Regions from separate parts of the Homo sapiens genome. Here region 2 is linked to region 1. Evidence: read pairs that join two places in POLR2A ChIA-PET (ENCODE). Cell type or tissue: Panc1. All regions are shown on one strand. Links, peaks and the distances in the headings refer to the core of each region. The heading gives the core; the rest is flanking DNA. Region 1 overlaps GON4L (gon-4 like). Region 2 overlaps EFNA4-EFNA3 (EFNA4-EFNA3 readthrough).

Region 1 (8,557 bases), core at 205-8,204:
CTTGGGAGGCTGAGGCAGGAGAATTGCTTGAACCTGGGAGGCGGAGGCTGCAGTGAGCCGAGATCGCGCCACTGCAGTCCAGCCCGGTGACAGTGTGAGACTCTGTCTCAAAAAAAAAAAGTAAGGATATAAAAGATTGAGTAGCATGATTAACACTTGTCCTAATGGAAGTATTTTTAAAAATTGAATCCCCAAACAACTTTTTTTTGGTAGAAGCTCTTTTACATTCACATACTTTATTTTTAATAGCCTAACTACAGTTATCCTTTTCTTTAACCCAGGAAGGCAGAGAGAAAAGAGAGCAAATTAAGTTGCCTAAAGCTGAACTTGGACATCATCAAACTTCTAGAAAGGCAGATTATGAAATAATGCTTTAATAAACATATTATTAATTTAATAAGCATCTGTTGTTCTAAAAAGTAGAAAATACATCAGGTCATTATTGTTGACCCTTAAACAATAACGTTTTTGGACTGCATGGGTCCACTTATTCACATATATATTTTTTTTAAAGGGTCTTGCTCTGTTGCCCAGGCGGGAGTACAGTGGCATGATCTCGGCTCACTGTAACCTCTGCAACCTTGGTTCAAGCTATCCTCCTGACTCAGCCTCCCTAGTAGCTGGGCTTACAGGTGCACACCACCACGTCCGGCTGTTTTGTATTTATAGCAGAGACGGGGTGTCACCATACTGGCCAGGCTGTTCTCAAACTCCTGACCTCAGGTGATCCGCTCACTTCGGCCTTCCAAAGTGCTGGGATTACAGGTGTGAGCCACCGAGCCCGGCCTCACAGATCTTTTTCAATAGAAGTTATACGGAGTGGACCTGCCTTTCTGGCCTCACCTTCCACCTATCAAATCCCAAAACTTCTGAATGTACTTTCTTTTGAAGCACATAAAGAACCTGTTCAAAATTGACTGACAATGGACCATAAACCAGCTCAATATATTTCAAAGAATTTAAATCATACAGCCGTGTACTCTGATTCTAATGCAATTTAAACTAGAAACCAGTAACAAAAAGAGAAATAGAAACTCCTCATGTGTCTGGAAATTAAAACATACTTTTCTGATGTGCCCATTGGTCAGGGAGAAAGATCAGAATGGAAATGAGAAAGTAATTCAAATTAAATGATTGTGAAATTACTAAACACAAAACTTAAAAATTTTGTACGTTGAAAATACTGGCTGGCAGGGCACAGTGACTCAGGCCTGTAATTCCAGCACTTTGGGATGCCGAGGCGGGAGGATTGCTTGAGCCCAGGACTTCAAGACCAGCCTGGGCACCATGGTGAAACCTCATCTCTACCAAAAATGCAAAAATTGACCAGGCGCAGTGGCTCACGTCTGTAATCTCAGCACTTTGGGAGGCCAAAGCGGGCAGATCACCTGAGGTCAGGAGTTCAAGACCAGCCTGACCAACATGGCAAACTCCTGTCTCTGCTAAAAAAATACAAAAATTAGTTGGGCGTGGTGGCAGGCGCCTGTAATCCCAGCTACTCGGGAGGCTGAGGCAGGGAAATTGCTTGAACCCAGGAGGCAGAGGTTACAGTGAGCTGAGATCACGCCACTGCACTCCAGCCTGGGTGACAGAATGAGACTCAGTCTCAAAAAAAAAAAAAAAAAAAAAAAAATTAGCTGGATTCGTGATGGCACATGCCTGTAGTCCCAGCTACTTGCGGGAGCTGAGGTGGGAGGATGGCTTGAGCCCAAGAGGTTGAAGTTGCAGTGAGCTGTTTGTACCACTGCACTCCAGCTTGAGTAACAAAGTGAGATCCTATCTCAAAAAAAAATAAAAAATTAAATTAAAAATTAAATATTTTAAAATATTAAAATTGGCCAGGTGCGGTGGCTCACACCTGTAATCCCAGCACTTTGGGAGGCTGAGGCTGGCAGATCACGAGGTCAGGAATTTGAGACCAGCCTGGCCAACATAGTGAAACCCTTACTAAGAATACAAAAATTAGCCGGGTGTGGTGGCGCATACCTGTAATCCCAGCTACTCAGGAGTCTGAGGCAGGAGAATCGCTTGAACCCGGGAAGTGGAGGTTGCAGTGAGCTGAGATCGTGCCGTTGCACTCCAGCCTGGGCGACAGGACGAGACTCCGGCTAATTTTTGTATTCTTAGTAGAGAGGGGGTTTTGTCATGTTGGCCAGGCTGGTCTCGAACTCCTGACCTCAGGTGATCCACCCACGTCAGCCTCCCAAAGTGCTGGGATTACAGGCATGAGCTACTACGCCAAACCCAGATCCAGTATTTTAAAAGGATAATCAACATAAATGAGTTTGGGATAATTTTAGGAATGCAAGATAGTATTACATGAAAATCAGATGTATTCATTAGTGCAACAAAGGAATGATAAAATAATGTAATTATCTTAGTGCGGAGAAAGCTGTAAAAAACATTCAAATCTATTCATGACCAAAATTCTTAGCAAAACAGGAATACAGAATTTCCTTAAGCTGTCAGAGTACCTACAGAAACTTTTCAGCCCACATCATACTTAGAAGTGAAATGGTAGCTGCGCACAGTGCCTCACACCTGTAATCCCAACACTTTTGGAGGCCGAGGTGGGCAGATCACTTGAGCTCAGGAGCTCAGGAGTTTGAGACCAGCCTGGGCAAGACGGTGAAACCCCATATGTACAAAAAATAAAAAAAATTAGCCAGGTGGTGGTGGTCCATGCCTGTAATTGCAGCTATGCAGGAGGCTGAGGTGGGAGGATCGCTTCAGCCCAAGAGGTTGAGGCTGCGGTCAGCCGAGATTGCACCACTGCACACCAGCCTGGGCAAGAGAGTGAGACCCTGTCTCAAAATAAATAAATAAGACTAAATAAATATGGAATTACAAGGAGCTCAGAATAGACAAGAGAGGCTAAGATTTTATTTTTTATTTTCAGACGGAGTCTTGATCTGTCGCCCAGTTTGGAGTGCAGTGGTGCTATCTCAGCTCACTGCAATCTCCACCTCCGGGGTTCAAGTGATTCTCCTACCTCAGCCTCCGGAGTAGCTGGGATTACAAGCGCCCAACACCATGCCCAGCTAATTTTTGTATTTTTAGTAGAGACGGGTTTCACTATGTTGGCCAAGTTGGTCTACAACTCTTGACCTCAGTGGTCCGCCGACCTCGGTCTCCCAGACTGCTGGGATTACAGGCTTGAGCCACCGCGCCTGGCCACTTTTTTTTTTTTATTTTTTGTTTTATCTGTATTTTTTTGAGACAGGGTCTCACTCTGTCGCCCAGACAGGAGTGCAGTGGTGCGATCATGGGTCACTGTAGCCTCGAATTCTTGGGCCCAAGCAATCCTCCCATCTCAGCCTCCAGTTGGGACGACAGATGTGAGTCGCCTGGCTAACTTTTTGAAATATTATTTTATAGGGAGTTGGGGGCTGGTGTCTCACTAGGTTGCCCAGTTTGGAATTTCTGGATTCAAGCGATCCTCCTGCCTCAGCCTCCCAAAACCTGGGAATGCAGGCATGAGGCTTAGCGCCCGGCCAATATTTGCTTTATCTTTCTAAATATACACAAGGATGTTAATCATAGCACCTAATAGGCCAAAATTGGAAACAATGGAAACAATCCCAAAAGCTATTATCAGCAGAATATATTCATTCTTTAGAATAGATCAGTGGTGGTGTATTCATACAATGGACTATTCCACAGAGATGAAAAATATATATGCAAAAACATAAATTGCATAAACCATATTGAGCAAAAGACAGACGCCAATACTCTATTTACATAAAGTGTTACATACACAGAGATAGATTAATACATGTAAATGATACAGATATGATAGCTAGGTCAGTCCACGGGGATCTGTGGACTTCTGAAGAGTCGTGATCCGTGTGACTTCTGAAGAGATGAGGGGGCATGGGAGGCTTTAGCGGAGCTTCCGCTATTCTGGCAAGGTTTCATTTTTGCCCGGGGAGCTATCAGCCAGCGGAGAGATCTGTAAGAAGAGATAAGACCTCAAGGGAAGTACGAGGCAGAGCCTTCCGCGGCCCGCGCCCTGGCGGCCCCAAGTCAGCGGCGGAGACAGCGCCCACCCCGCTCCAGCGTGGAGCAGGAGCAACGGCGTGGCCCGTGGAGCCCCGCCTCTCGCGGCAACCACAGAGAAGCCGGACTGGGCCACGTCTAGGAAGAGGTAGGAAAGGATCGGCGCATCATTTCTCCAATGGGAAAGGATGTGTTTGCGGACCAATAAGTCGCCAGTATAACACCCGCCCACGCGCCTGCCAAGCCAATCGGCTAGGAGCAGCGAGCGGCGCGGCTGAGGCGCGGCGGCCCCGTGGAGCAGCGCAGTATGGCGGGCGGGGCCCGGGAGGTGCTCACACTGCAGTTGGGACATTTTGCCGGTTTCGTGGGCGCGCACTGGTGGAACCAGCAGGTGAGGTCAGCCGGCAGCTGCCCCCGAGGAGCCCTTCGGGATCTACAGTCCCGACGTTCAGCCGGCCTGCCTCGTCCTCTCTGCTTCCCCAGGATGCTGCGCTGGGCCGAGCGACCGATTCCAAGGAGCCCCCGGGAGAGCTGTGCCCCGACGTCCTGTATCGTACGGGCCGGACGCTGCACGGCCAGGAGACCTACACGCCGCGACTCATCCTCATGGATCTGAAGGGTGAGGTGGTGGCAGAGTTAGCCGATGCCCCTTATTTCCCTTCCGCGTGCCTAGTCCTTGCGCTGCCGTTATCTTCAAGACCCTCCCACTTTACCGAGCTCCAGGACCGGAGATGAGGAGCTGAGCACAACATGCCAACACTCGAGGGGCCCACGACAGTTGCTCAAGAGCCATTTCGGGAATAGGCTGCTAGGCCCTGGAGACAGTGAGGACTTGAACTGCAGCACTCCTGTCAGACCCCTGGATGTGGTTCCCCCCGCGTCCCACAGCTAATGACTAAGCTGGGAACCGAAAGATGGAATCTAGATTCTCCTAAGCCAAGGTTTTTCCCCCAACTAGTGTATATCCCAGAAAGCTTGGAAGAGCCAAGTGCTGGAGAGATGGTGACAGCAGGTTGTCAGGTGATCAGAGGAAGGTTAGCTAGAGGGGAAGGGTGCCCAGGCTTTGACCTAACATTGTCTCTGTTATTTCTGTACAGGTAGTTTGAGCTCCCTAAAAGAGGAAGGTGGACTCTACAGGGACAAACAGTTGGATGCTGCAATAGCATGGTGTGTAACTGATGTATGGATAAGGGTGGGGATCGTGTATGTACGCAGAACGCTGGATAACTCTGATCAGAGTGCAGTTTCTTTGATCAATCTCCAAACTCTTTCAGGCAGGGGAAGCTCACCACACACAAAGAGGAACTCTATCCCAAGAACCCTTATCTCCAAGACTTTCTGAGTGCAGAGGTGAGGGCCTCTGTCCTGAACTTTTTAACCCGGTGCCACAACCTGAGGGTCTCCATAGGGGCAGGTAAACGGGGATTTTAATCATTTTAAATGTCTTAGAATGATATTTTGGGAAAAAGCACTCCTTTTCCTAAGGACTGCGACTCGGTGAACAGAAAGGAGGCTATGCGGTGTGGCCAGCCAACTCAAGGAGGATGAAGCAACCTTTGCCTCTAAACTGCCTGGAACTAAATGTCGATTTTTCTGACCCCTCCCAGGGAGTGCTGAGTAGTGATGGTGTCTGGAGGGTCAAATCCATTCCCAATGGCAAAGGTGAGACTTCTCCAGATACTGATGGATGGGGGCTTGGGTAGAGCAGAAACATGGAGAAAGGTACATTTCCTCTGCTTGTCTTCAGGTTCCTCACCACTCCCCACCGCTACAACTCCAAAACCACTTATCCCTACAGAGGCCAGCATCAGGGTCTGGTCAGACTTCCTCAGAGTCCATCTCCATCCCCGGAGCATCTGTATGATTCAGAAGTACAACCACGATGGGTATGGGGACCCCAGAGGCTTTGAGGCAAGAAACATGGGTCCCCACCAATGCAGGATGAGGCTCTTGAGGCCATCTTCCCTGCCCTTCCCCAGGACAAGAGGCTGAGGAGTTGAGGGAAGAGATGTAAGTCTTGGATCGTGTTTACTTGTGGCAGGGAAGCAGGTCGGCTGGAGGCTTTTGGCCAAGGGGAAAGTGTCCTAAAGGAACCCAAGTACCAGGAAGAGCTGGAGGACAGGCTGCATTTCTACGTGGAGGAATGTGACTACTTGCAGGTAGTGGCGTGGCAATGTGCACTCCAGGGTGGAAGCTCTTCTCATCCTGCTAACTATCTTTCGTCACTCACCCCCGCCCAGGGCTTCCAGATCCTGTGTGACCTGCACGATGGCTTCTCTGGGGTAGGCGCGAAGGCGGCAGAGCTGCTACAAGATGAATATTCAGGGCGGGGAATAATAACTTGGGGCCTGCTACCTGGTCCCTACCATCGTGGGGTGAGTGGAACTTGGAGGAGTAAACATTCGAATCCCATTGGGAGAGTGGCTTAATGCAAACTGGTTTTTTTCTTTACGAGGAGGCCCAGAGAAACATCTATCGTCTATTAAACACAGCTTTTGGTCTCGTGCACCTGACTGCTCACAGCTCTCGTCTGCCCCTTGTCCTTGGGTGGGAGCCTGGGCCTGCGACCTGAGCCACCTGTCAACTTCCCTTACCTGCATTATGATGTAAGTCTCGGTGCTCTTGTTCTGACTGCGGCAGGCTACAGGGCCTCCTCATGCTCCCAGTCAGTCGCTGTCTGTACTGGCTCTGTTCCTGAGGCCCGAGCTTGAACTCAGCTGTGATGTGGCCTCTCAGATCACACTGTCCTATGCTTGTCCAGCCTGGGGTCAAACATACCCCTGATTCATCCCCTGGGTCTCTCTGGTGTTAACATTCTGCCTCCACACATTCTTTTCCAGGCCCGAGGCCAAGTGCCCCTCTTGGTGTCTTCTTACAGGCCATTCTGCCCTTCCACTGCAGTGCCATCCTGGCTACAGCCCTGGACACAGTCACTGTTCCTTATCGCCTGTGTTCCTCTCCAGTTTCCATGGTTCATCTGGCTGACATGCTGAGCTTCTGTGGGAAAAAGGTATGAAGCTTTGTGAGGGGTTGGGTCAGTGCTGAGAAAATGTCCTATAACGTGTTCTCTTCCTTCTCTTTAAGTGGTGACAGCAGGAGCAATCATCCCTTTCCCCTTGGCTCCAGGCCAGTCCCTTCCTGATTCCCTGATGCAGTTTGGAGGAGCCACCCCATGGACCCCACTGTCTGCATGTGGGGAGCCTTCTGGAACACGTTGCTTTGCCCAGTCAGTGGTGCTGAGGGTATAGACAGAGCATGCCACACAAGGTGAGAGCTGTTGGTCCTTAGGAGTCCTTGTCAGATTTTTGTTTCATGTCCTTTTCCCCCTAATTTCTCGGGCATTCTAATGATGTTGTTCCCTCCCCACCCCTTAAAAAGGATAAAAAGAAGGGCTTTGAATATCTTGATCCAGCTGATGGCCTGATAACATAAAAATTCTTAAGTTTCTTGGGCTAGGCATGGTGGCTGACGCCTGTAATCCCAGCACTTTGGGAGGCTGAGGTGGGCAGATCACCTGAGGCCAGGAATTCGAGACCAGCCTGACCAACATGGTGAACCCCATCTCTACTAAAAACATAAAATTAGCCAGGCATGGTGGCACATGCCTGCAATCCCAGCTACTTGGGAGGATGAGGCAGAAGAATTGTTTGAACCTGGGAGGTGGAGGTTGCAGTGAGCCGAGATCACACCATTGCACTCCAGTCTGGGCAACAAGAGCAAAACTCTGTCTCAAAAAGAAAAAGAATTCTTAGTTTGTTATTCATGCTGCCACAGACTAATGGTGGTTTTGGCTTTGTTATGGCAGCCAGCTCACCCCAGGGACACCTCCACCCTCTGCCCTTCATGCATGTACCACTGGGGAAGAAATCTTGGCTCAGTATTTACAACAGCAGCAGCCTGGAGTCATGAGGTCAGTGTAACGGTTGCTCCTGCCCTTCTTGCCAACCGCAACCCTCCCTTGACTTCTTACGCACTTAATGGCTGTTCTCTGCCCCCACAGTTCTTCCCATCTGCTGCTGACTCCCTGCAGGGTGGCTCCTCCTTACCCCCACCTCTTCTCAAGCTGCAGTCCACCGGGTATGGTTCTGGATGGTTCCCCCAAGGGAGCAGGTATGTAGGAGGTGAAGAAAACTGAGATTTCAAGTATGGGAGAGGTTTTACTATCTCCATTCCTGGATTAAAAGTGCTGAAAAAGTCCACAGTTAAACATTCCTTTATTCACCCTATGGCTCCCAAGAAAAGCATTCTTCCTCTGGAGTACTGGTGTACTAAGGGGACAATACACCAAATTTGTTGAGTTTACAATCAAGTCTACTAAGGTTGGACTTCCTTATCAGTTTGGCGAGTCCCAGGGCAGAATAATCATCCATCTACAGGTCTCTGTTTCCTCTCCCTCCACAGCAGTGGAGAGCATCCCAGTGTTTGGGGCACTGTGTTCCTCTTCGTCCCTGCACCAGACCCTGGAAGCCTTGGCCAGAGACCTCACCAAACTCGACTTGCGGCGCTGGGCCAGCTTCATGGATGCTGGAGTGGAGCACGATGACGTAGCAGAGCTGCT
Region 2 (8,510 bases), core at 1-8,000, 680 kb before region 1:
TCAGTCTGGGAACCTCGGGCCTTCCTGAGCTGCTCCATCGCACATGGGTGGAGGAGAGGCTGGCAGGGGCCTCTGAGAAGGGGTGTCTCTGGCATCCATGGCCATGGCGTGGTGCCCTCCACTCCTCAGCCCACCCCTGCGTTATGCCTGCAGGTTGCTTCGAGGAGACGCCGTGGTGGAGCTGGGCCTCAACGATTACCTAGACATTGTCTGCCCCCACTACGAAGGCCCAGGGCCCCCTGAGGGCCCCGAGACGTTTGCTTTGTACATGGTGGACTGGCCAGGCTATGAGTCCTGCCAGGCAGAGGGCCCCCGGGCCTACAAGCGCTGGGTGTGCTCCCTGCCCTTTGGCCATGTTCAATTCTCAGAGAAGATTCAGCGCTTCACACCCTTCTCCCTCGGCTTTGAGTTCTTACCTGGAGAGACTTACTACTACATCTGTGAGTGGCCAAGGGCACACTGGACACCTCTTGTGTACCAGAAGGGTAGGGAGGGGGAAGGAGAGGCCTGGAAGGAGGAGGGGGCTGGGTCTCTAATGTACATCGGGTTGAGGTATGGGCTGAACTCAGGACTGAGGAGGGAAATGTCTAGAAAGGAGAAAGTAGGAGGAGCTAGGAAAGGGGGCCAGGGAGATGAGAGGACTGGATGGGGCCTGATACATGGGTGTGGCCCCAAAGTAAGGAAACGCTTTCCAGGGACCTGGAGAGAAGAAAACCTGGGAGGGTCTGAAACAGTCTGAGGCATACAAAGGGGTGACTCCCTGTGCTAACTTTTTCCCACTTTCCCACTACCCAGCGGTGCCCACTCCAGAGAGTTCTGGCCAGTGCTTGAGGCTCCAGGTGTCTGTCTGCTGCAAGGAGAGGAGTAAGTGGGTTGGGAGCATGGACCCTACTGGCTAATGTGGGGCCTTGGGAAGGAGGGAAGGAGTGAGAAGAATCTAGGAGGATCAGACTCCAGGGGTCCTGGTGAAGCTTCAAGCTGTGGTCTCTTCTCCCCATTTAGCCTTGAGGGAGCTTCTACTGCACCATCCTCTCCCCACTTCTGTTTTGTTTTGTTTTGGTTTTAGACGGAGTCTCGCTCTGTTGCCCAGGCTGGAGTGCAGTGGCTCGATCTCAGCTCACTGCAAGCTCCGCCTCTCTGGTTCACGCCATTCTCCTGCCTCAGCCTCCGGAGTAGCTGGGACTACAGGCACCCGCCACCACACCCGGCTAATTTTTTGTATTTTTAGTAGAGATGGGGTTTCACCGTGTTAGCCAGGATGGTCTCGATCTCCTGACCTTGTGATCTGCCCACCTCAGCCTCCCAAAGTGCTGAGATTACAGGCATGAGCCACCACCCCCAGCTCCCCCACTTCTTTTTTAAGAGACAGGGTCTTGCTGTGTTGCCCAGGCTGGAATGCAGTGGCACGATCATACCTCTCTGCAGCCTCAAACTCCTGGGTTCAAGCGATTCTCCTGCCTTAGCTTCCCGAGTAGCTGGGATTACAGGCATGTGCCACCACAACTCACAACTGGCTAAATTACTTTTTATTTTTTGTAGAGATGGGATCTCAGGCTGGCCTTGAACTCCTGGCCTGTGTTGCCCAGGCTGGTCTTGAACTCCTGACCTCAAGAGATCCTCCTGCCTCCCAAAGCACTGGAATTACAGGCGTGAGCCACCATGTCTTGTGTGGCCTCACTGCACACTTTTTTTTTTTTTTTGAGACAGAGTCTCGCTCTCGCTCTGTCGCCCAGGGCTGGAGTACAGTGGTGCGATCTCAGCTTACTTCAACCTCACCCTCCTGGGTGCAAGCAATTCTCCTGCCTCAGTATTCCGAGTAGCTAGGACTACAGGTGTGTGCCACCCAGCTGATTTTTTTTTTTTTTTTTTTTTTTTTTTTTTTTTTAGTAGAGACAGGGTTTCACCGTGTTGGCCAGGCTGGTCTCAAACTCCTGGCCTCAAGTGATCCACTCGCCTCAGCCTTACAAAGTGCTAGGATTACAGGCGTGAGCCATCACACCCGACATACTGTACACTTTTTAAAGCTGGGCCAAGAGAACAGGGTGTCCAGGGGCAAGGCCCTTCAAGGTCTTAGCTGAGTTGGTTGTCTCTATTGGCAATTTTGGGGAGGCTTGGAAGTTGGGGCTTAGAAAGGATGAGGTCATAGATCATGGGAAGGGAGTGGCTGGTTTGGGAGACCCTGGAGGATGGGAAAGGAGGGAACTGCTAATGGGAAGGGGAGGAAGGAGGATGGTAAAGTGGGAGGACTGATCAGTGCTACCCCCTCCCCCTCACAGAGTCTGAGTCAGCCCATCCTGTTGGGAGCCCTGGAGAGAGTGGCACATCAGGGTGGCGAGGGGGGGACACTCCCAGCCCCCTCTGTCTCTTGCTATTACTGCTGCTTCTGATTCTTCGTCTTCTGCGAATTCTGTGAGCCAAGCAGACCTTCCCTCTCATCCCAAGGAGCCAGAGTCCTCCCAAGATCCCCTGGAGGAGGAGGGATCCCTGCTGCCTGCACTGGGGGTGCCAATTCAGACCGACAAGATGGAGCATTGATGGGGGAGATCAGAGGGTCTGAGGTGACTCTTGCAGGAGCCTGTCCCCTCATCACAGGCTAAAGAAGAGCAGTAGACAGCCCTGGACACTCTGAAGCAGAGGCAAGACAAACACAGGCGCTTTGCAGGCTGCTCTGAGGGTCTCAGCCCATCCCCCAGGAGGACTGGGATTTGGTATGATCAAATCCTCAAGCCAGCTGGGGGCCCAGGCTGAAGACCTGGGGACAGGTCGATTGCTGGACCAGGGCAAAGAAGAAGCCCTGCCATCTGTGCCCTGTGGGCCTTTTCCCTGGGGCAGCACCTTGCCCTCCCCAGGGGATCACTCACTTGTCTTCTATGAAGACGGACTCTTCATGAGGTTGAATTTCATGCCAGTTTGTATTTTTATAAGTATCTAGACCAAACCTTCAATAAACCACTCATCTTTTTGTTGCCCTCCCCAATCTACTGCCCTCAGGCCACTTCCCTGATAGCAGGACTCCCTGTGGCCTGGGCTCTCAGCTTAGCTTGGCCTGACCTCCATGCCAGCTGTGCTCAGGCCATCCATGCCAGGCCTCAGTGGGCACCCCTCTGGGCAATGTGGGGTGGGTGCCAGCAGCAGCTGTGGAGCTTGGCACCCTCTCTCACCTCCCCAGCCGGCTTCCTGTGCTGAGGAGGGGCAGATGCTCCTGACAGCCCATCCGCTTGGGGCCCTGCCCAAGTCCTGGTAGCACCAACCAGGGCGCCCAGCAAAAGCAAAGGGTAGTATTAATAGCATCTGGGTTTCAGAATGCCTGGGTCCCTGAGAGCTGGTCATCCCTCCCCCTCCCCAAGGGCACTCTGGGCGGTGCCTGGCCTAGAACTGGGAAGGTGGGGTCAGATCAAAGCCTCCGTCCCCAGCGGCCTCTTTGTTCTTAGCTTTTATAAGGAGGAGGAGGAGGTGGGGCTGAGGAGGGAGGGCTCCCTCTGCTCTCAGCCCACACTGTCTCTTCCACCTCTGGTAGGCGAGGCTATGATCCCCACAAGGCCAAGTGGGGCCCTCTTTCTGAATGGTATCCTAGGTGGTGCCTGGGTAAGGGGCGCCCCTTCCCCTGCAGCTGTACTTTACCCGCCCTGGTGCCCCGCAGCCTCCACTGGCACGGTGCCGGCCCGCCTGGCACCGAGCCAGCCATCGATAGGTGGATGTTGTGCTGATTAGCTCGGCCCGGCTGCGGCAGCGAGAGGCAGCGTGTGAACATGGTTACGGGGTGTGGGGGAGACGGCGGGGTGGGGGGAGGGCGCTAGAGGTCCAGAGACCGACACAGAGGTGCTAGGGTTTTCTAACCCCTCCCCCACCCCTTTGCACACCTAGGTCAGATCCCGGTCTCTCTCGGAGGGGGCGGGGGCCCTATCCCCCACCACCATGCACCCATTTCGGCTGCCATCGTTCATGTTAATTCGATTGCTCTAGCTGAGGCCTTGGGTGGAGGGCAGCACCGCGGGCAGAGCGGACTCCAGTCTGTCCCTTCCCCCAATTCGAGGCCACCTTTCAGAAAATGCCTCTTGTAGGTAGGTGCGTGTATCAGGGCCTTCACCCCAAACCTTGATCTTTAGCGGGGGCGAGGGTCTGGGACGCGAAGGGGAGGGTGTAGTCGGCTGAAGGAGAAGCTATGGGCTAGGTCTTCAGGTCCTGGGTTCAAGTGTTCAAGTTCCATCTTTACCGTCATCCAGGAGGGTGTCTACACGTTGCCATGGAAACTGGCTTTACTGCTACCTCCGCCCCTCCCAAGTGAAGCCATAGGCGGAGTAGACTGGGAGCGACTAGTTAGCAGCCCTTTCCCTGGATTGAGAACTGTGGGGGTCTCACCCGGCTCCCAGCGGCCCCAGGCCAGCCTCCTTTTCGCAGAACCAGGCGGGCGCGCTCGCTCCCGCGGCTGGGGCTGGCGCGCGGACGCGCCGCTGATAACGCATGTGCGAAAGAGACGCGGGGCCCAGTCAGCTTTCTCCGCACTCAGACGCACGCCCTAACTGTCGGGCGCTCCCACTTGACACGGACACACGCCCCTGCCGGCCGCCCAGCCCCTTGCAGGTGCAAGGGCGGATGCCTCAGCGACCACGGGAGCCGGGCTGGGGAGGTTGGTGGGGGGCGGGGGGAGTCTTAAACTTAGGCCCGCCCAGCCACAGGCGCTCAGGCCCAGCCGGCCTTCCCTATACAACTTTCCTCATAGCATGCGCGGGCGGCTGATTCAGTCCCGGGGCGCGTCCCCATGGAAAGCCAGGGCTGAGTCCACTCATGGGGCCGAGACGGGCTGCAGGCGCTGGGAGGTCTTCCAGGCACCGGGCCTTACCCACGAGAAGTCGAGGCGTGTTCCAGGGCGCAGTTCCAGGAGGCTGGGCAGGCCTGCAAGTTTTGGGGCGTCACCGATCTCCCCTAAACTCAGTAGCGCTAGGCGGCTTAGGGTGGGGCCCTCAATTTGCTGGGCCTGCCCTAGTCTCTCCCGAATAGATGCGAAAACTCCACTCATCTTTACCTCGCCCTGTCTCCCTGTTTGAGAGCCTGAGAGTCTCTGCGACGGGCAATCCTGCTCCACACTTTCTGGGGTTTCAAATCTCCCTTTTCTTCTCCAGATTCAACCCTGAAGTTTTGTTCTTTTTCTGTCACCTCCCCCCTTTTTCTTCTTCCCTTTTATTAGTTCCTTCTTTCCTTTTTCATTCACTCAGCACATTGTGAGCTTCCAGCGCGCCTTTCTTTCAGTAGGCCAGACGCTAGCTGGGGTCGTCGGGGGATCCCCAGCGGTGACGCCATTGAAAAGGGTGCGCTCTGGCTTCCAAATAGCCAATAGAATCCCGGGGCCTGGGGCATGAGGTCATCAGCGGTGATGCCCATTGGTTCAGGTCTGGAAGTGAGGAAGGGGTCCCCATAGCAACCGACGGTGCGTCCGAGTGCAACCTGGAGAGTAATGTTTGCCTGAGCTGCTGTGGCAGCTTGGGTGGGTGCTTGGGATGGGGTGAGGAAGCTGGGGTGGAGCTCAGCTTCCCAGGTCCTGCAGCCCTAGCCCAAGCAAGCTCTTATCTCTCTTGAGATCCTTTTTCGTTCTCAAAGTAATGGTCAGCACCACTTAACGCAGAAAGATTAGGAGTAGGTTGGTTATTGGCAACAGCATTGGGGTGCAGAGCTGCTGCCACCAGGAATGTCAGTACTGAGATCCTGTGTTCATCTGCATATCGTCTGCATCTCATTTGCATTCTCTTCATTTAAGGTCAAATTGGGCAGACATCTCCACATCCCCAGCCCTGTCGCCTGTCTGTTTCTGGAATCTATCCCTGAGTGGCTCTGTAATCTGTCCCTCAGTTCTCCACCTTCATACCCCACCTCTCCCATTCTCCAGTGTCTGTTGGGGACGGATGGGGCAAAGCCAGCAACAGAAGAAAGGATAAGGAGTTTGTTCTCCCGCTGGATGTTTGGTGACAGATGGGGAGTACTAGTCTATACTGCTTGGCCCCGGCTGGGTGGAGGGTCTCCAGGGCCAAATCACCCACATGCCTGGCGGGGTGCTGGAACTAGGGATGCCTGGTTCCAGCAAGGGGCAGGCCTGCCCACCTGTCTGGTGCCAAGGCAGCTTCCTTCCTCCAATTAAACACTAATGAGGTGTCATTAACCCTTACCTTGCCTGCCAACCCTCAGGTTGAACTCAAATTCGTGGTCTCACACTGAGGGAAGGGAAGGAAAGGAGGGCTTCTGGAGAGCTGAGTGGTGGTGAGGGGACCAAGAGAAAAGAAGGCAGGGTCAGAAGCCTGAGTAGCATGCACGGTTTTCTACTGTGGGCTTCTGAAGGATTCTAGAAATGGGAGTCCCACTGTCAGAAGGCATTTATTCTTTTGTTCCTTGATTCAACAATTATTAAGCACCTCACTACTCCTACTAAGTAAATACTAGGCTGCATACTAGATGCTGGGGACACACACTTGCATAAGACAAGATCGCTTCCCTTAAGGGATCTTCAGATTACCCAAGGAGACAGACTGGCCAATGAGTAATTATAATGCAAAGTGAAAATGCTAATATAGAGCTATATACGAAGTGTTATGGGAACACAGGGAAAACGGGTCATCAGAGAAGGCTTTGATTTTGAAGGACAAAGTATATGGCAGAGAGGGGATGTGTAGAACTAATAATGTCTGTGGGTTTGACACAGTGTGGGTCTATGTTTGGATGTGTTTTCAGGACTGCTGGTGTCTGCCCTCCCAGAGCGGCATGTTTTGCATCCGTATGTATGTGTGTGAGTTAGTGTATGTGTGTTGTGTCTGGAATCCCTTCTCCTGAAACACATTGTGGTTTTATTACAGATCAATGTTTGCTGTGAAGCTCTTCAGCAGATTGGCCTGAACCTGCCCAGCCCAGGGGAGGGGAAGTGGAGACTGATGTTGGCTCCTTGGGAAAGGGTGGGCAGGCACCATCTTCACACCTGGGGGCCCAGACCCCTGGCTCCCAAAGTGGCAGCAGGCTGACCAAAGAAGGTGAAGGGTTGGGCCCCTGGCTTTGTAGGGTGTGCCCAGGCTCTAGTCCCCTCTGTCCCTAACTCCTCAGAGGAGACATGGGGGTTACCGCTACCACTCCCCACCAAGATCTCAGGCCCCCTCCCCCAACCTGTTCTTCTTCTGTCTGTGGAGGAGCAGGCCAGCTCAGACCTGTTTGCTGGCTCTCCCACAGGGAGCGGATCCTTTCCAGGGGACACAGAGGGCTGGGGAATGCTGGGACCTACTGGGAGGCCGCCAGATACTCCACCCTGGCCCTCTGAGGCTCTCTCCATCCTGGATTCTCCCCACCCACTCTGGGGTGCCACTCTTCTGGTTTTTGCCCAGACACAATCATTTTTGTCAAGGAAGCCTTCAACCACTAGGCAGAGGGTGGGGGCCAGAACTCTGGCAGGGAAGACTTGTTGGGGGTGGTGGTTATGATGCTACTCAGAGACCTCTGCTCCAATCTCTCTGCCTCCTTGCAGCCACTTCCTTCCTTCCTTTCTTTTTTAAGAGACAGGGTTTCACTCTGTTGCTCAGGCTGAAGGGCAATGGTGTGATCATTGCTCATGGCAGCCTCAAACTTTTGGACTCAAGTCATCCTCCTGCCTCAGCCTCCCAAAGTGCTAGGATTGATTACAAGTGTGAGCCACTGCATGGGCATTGCAGCCACTTTCTTTTATTTATTTATTTATTTATTTTTGAGACAGAGTCTCGCTCTGTTGCTCAGGCTGGAGTGCAGTGGCACGATCTCGGCTCACTGCAAGCTTCGCCTCCCGGGTTCACGCCATTCTCCTGCCTCAGCCTCCCGAGTAGCTGGGACTACAGGCACCCGCCACCATGCCTGGCTAATTTTTTGTATTTTTAGTAGAGACGAGGTTTCACCATGTTAGCCAGGATGGTCTCGATCTCCTGACCTCGTGATCCTCCCGCCTCAGCCTCCCAAAGTGCTGGGATTACAGGTGTGAGCCACCCGGCCATTGCAGTCACTTTCTAGAGAGCTAAACTTTGGTGAAAGTCTGGATTTAGGAAGACTTTTAAGGCTTAAGGAGAGTCTCTGGGGTCTGAGGAGAAGGTCAAGGTCCCTTCTTCCACACTGTCAAGAATAGAGACTTCCTTTTTTGACTGTAACCTCCTCTTCTCATTCCATCTAATCTTTTCCTACCCCTTGCATACTTTCTAAGCCCTAGGTCACATCTCTCCCTATGTTAGCTGTTAGGAAAGCTTGGAAATGAGGGAGAACAAATGGAAAAGAGTCTGGGCTGGTCTAGGTGGGCAGACCTCAGTAGATAACCTCTTAATTATAAGAAACCCTCCATTAATCCAGTGCCTCTGGGATCCTAAACACTGTGTTAAGTGCTTCCCAGGTATTATGGATCTTAATCCTCTTAACTACCAGCTCCCTGAGGTGGGGCATTATTATCCCCATTTTACAGATGAGGAAGCAGTCTCAGAGAAGTTGAGTGACTAGCATAGTTAGCGAGTGGCAGAACTGGAATT

Evidence for each region. ChIA-PET counts read pairs that join two places held together with the same protein. Peaks named below come from ENCODE experiments on the same cell type or tissue, not always from the same donor. Only the 100,000 strongest peaks of a DNase experiment are listed, where the experiment ranks them.
Region 2: POLR2A ChIA-PET joins it to region 1 with 7 read pairs; 1 of 35 experiments calls an interaction of 5 or more read pairs at or near these places.

The regions. Positions count from the first base shown.
Region 1 is chr1:155,741,523-155,750,079 of GRCh38, forward strand. GON4L (gon-4 like) reads right to left here. Exons shown (of 32, transcript NM_001282860.2): 32 at 8,137-8,557. It also overlaps the pseudogene MSTO2P. Among named protein-coding and RNA genes, the nearest start is that of DAP3, 57 kb to the left of the region's middle. RefSeq lists an enhancer at 3,788-3,987. In Panc1, for the core only: no CTCF peak of the experiment used is centred there; a DNase peak (open chromatin) is centred at 4,166; H3K4me3 peaks cover 1,273 bases; H3K27ac peaks cover 714 bases.
Region 2 is chr1:155,066,577-155,075,086 of GRCh38, forward strand. The region is part of intron 1 of EFNA4-EFNA3 (EFNA4-EFNA3 readthrough); the gene reads left to right. EFNA4 (ephrin A4) reads left to right here. Exons shown (of 4, transcript NM_005227.3): 2 at 154-440; 3 at 796-864; 4 at 2,277-2,977. The coding sequence ends at 2,413. It overlaps ADAM15-EFNA4 (ADAM15-EFNA4 readthrough), which reads left to right. Exons shown (of 26, transcript NR_176418.1): 24 at 154-440; 25 at 796-864; 26 at 2,277-2,977. Among named protein-coding and RNA genes, the nearest start is that of DCST1-AS1, 6.8 kb to the left of the region's middle. RefSeq lists enhancers at 2,939-3,451, 3,965-4,477, 4,837-4,916, 4,992-5,504. In Panc1, for the core only: no CTCF peak of the experiment used is centred there; no DNase peak of the experiment used is centred there; H3K4me3 peaks cover 861 bases.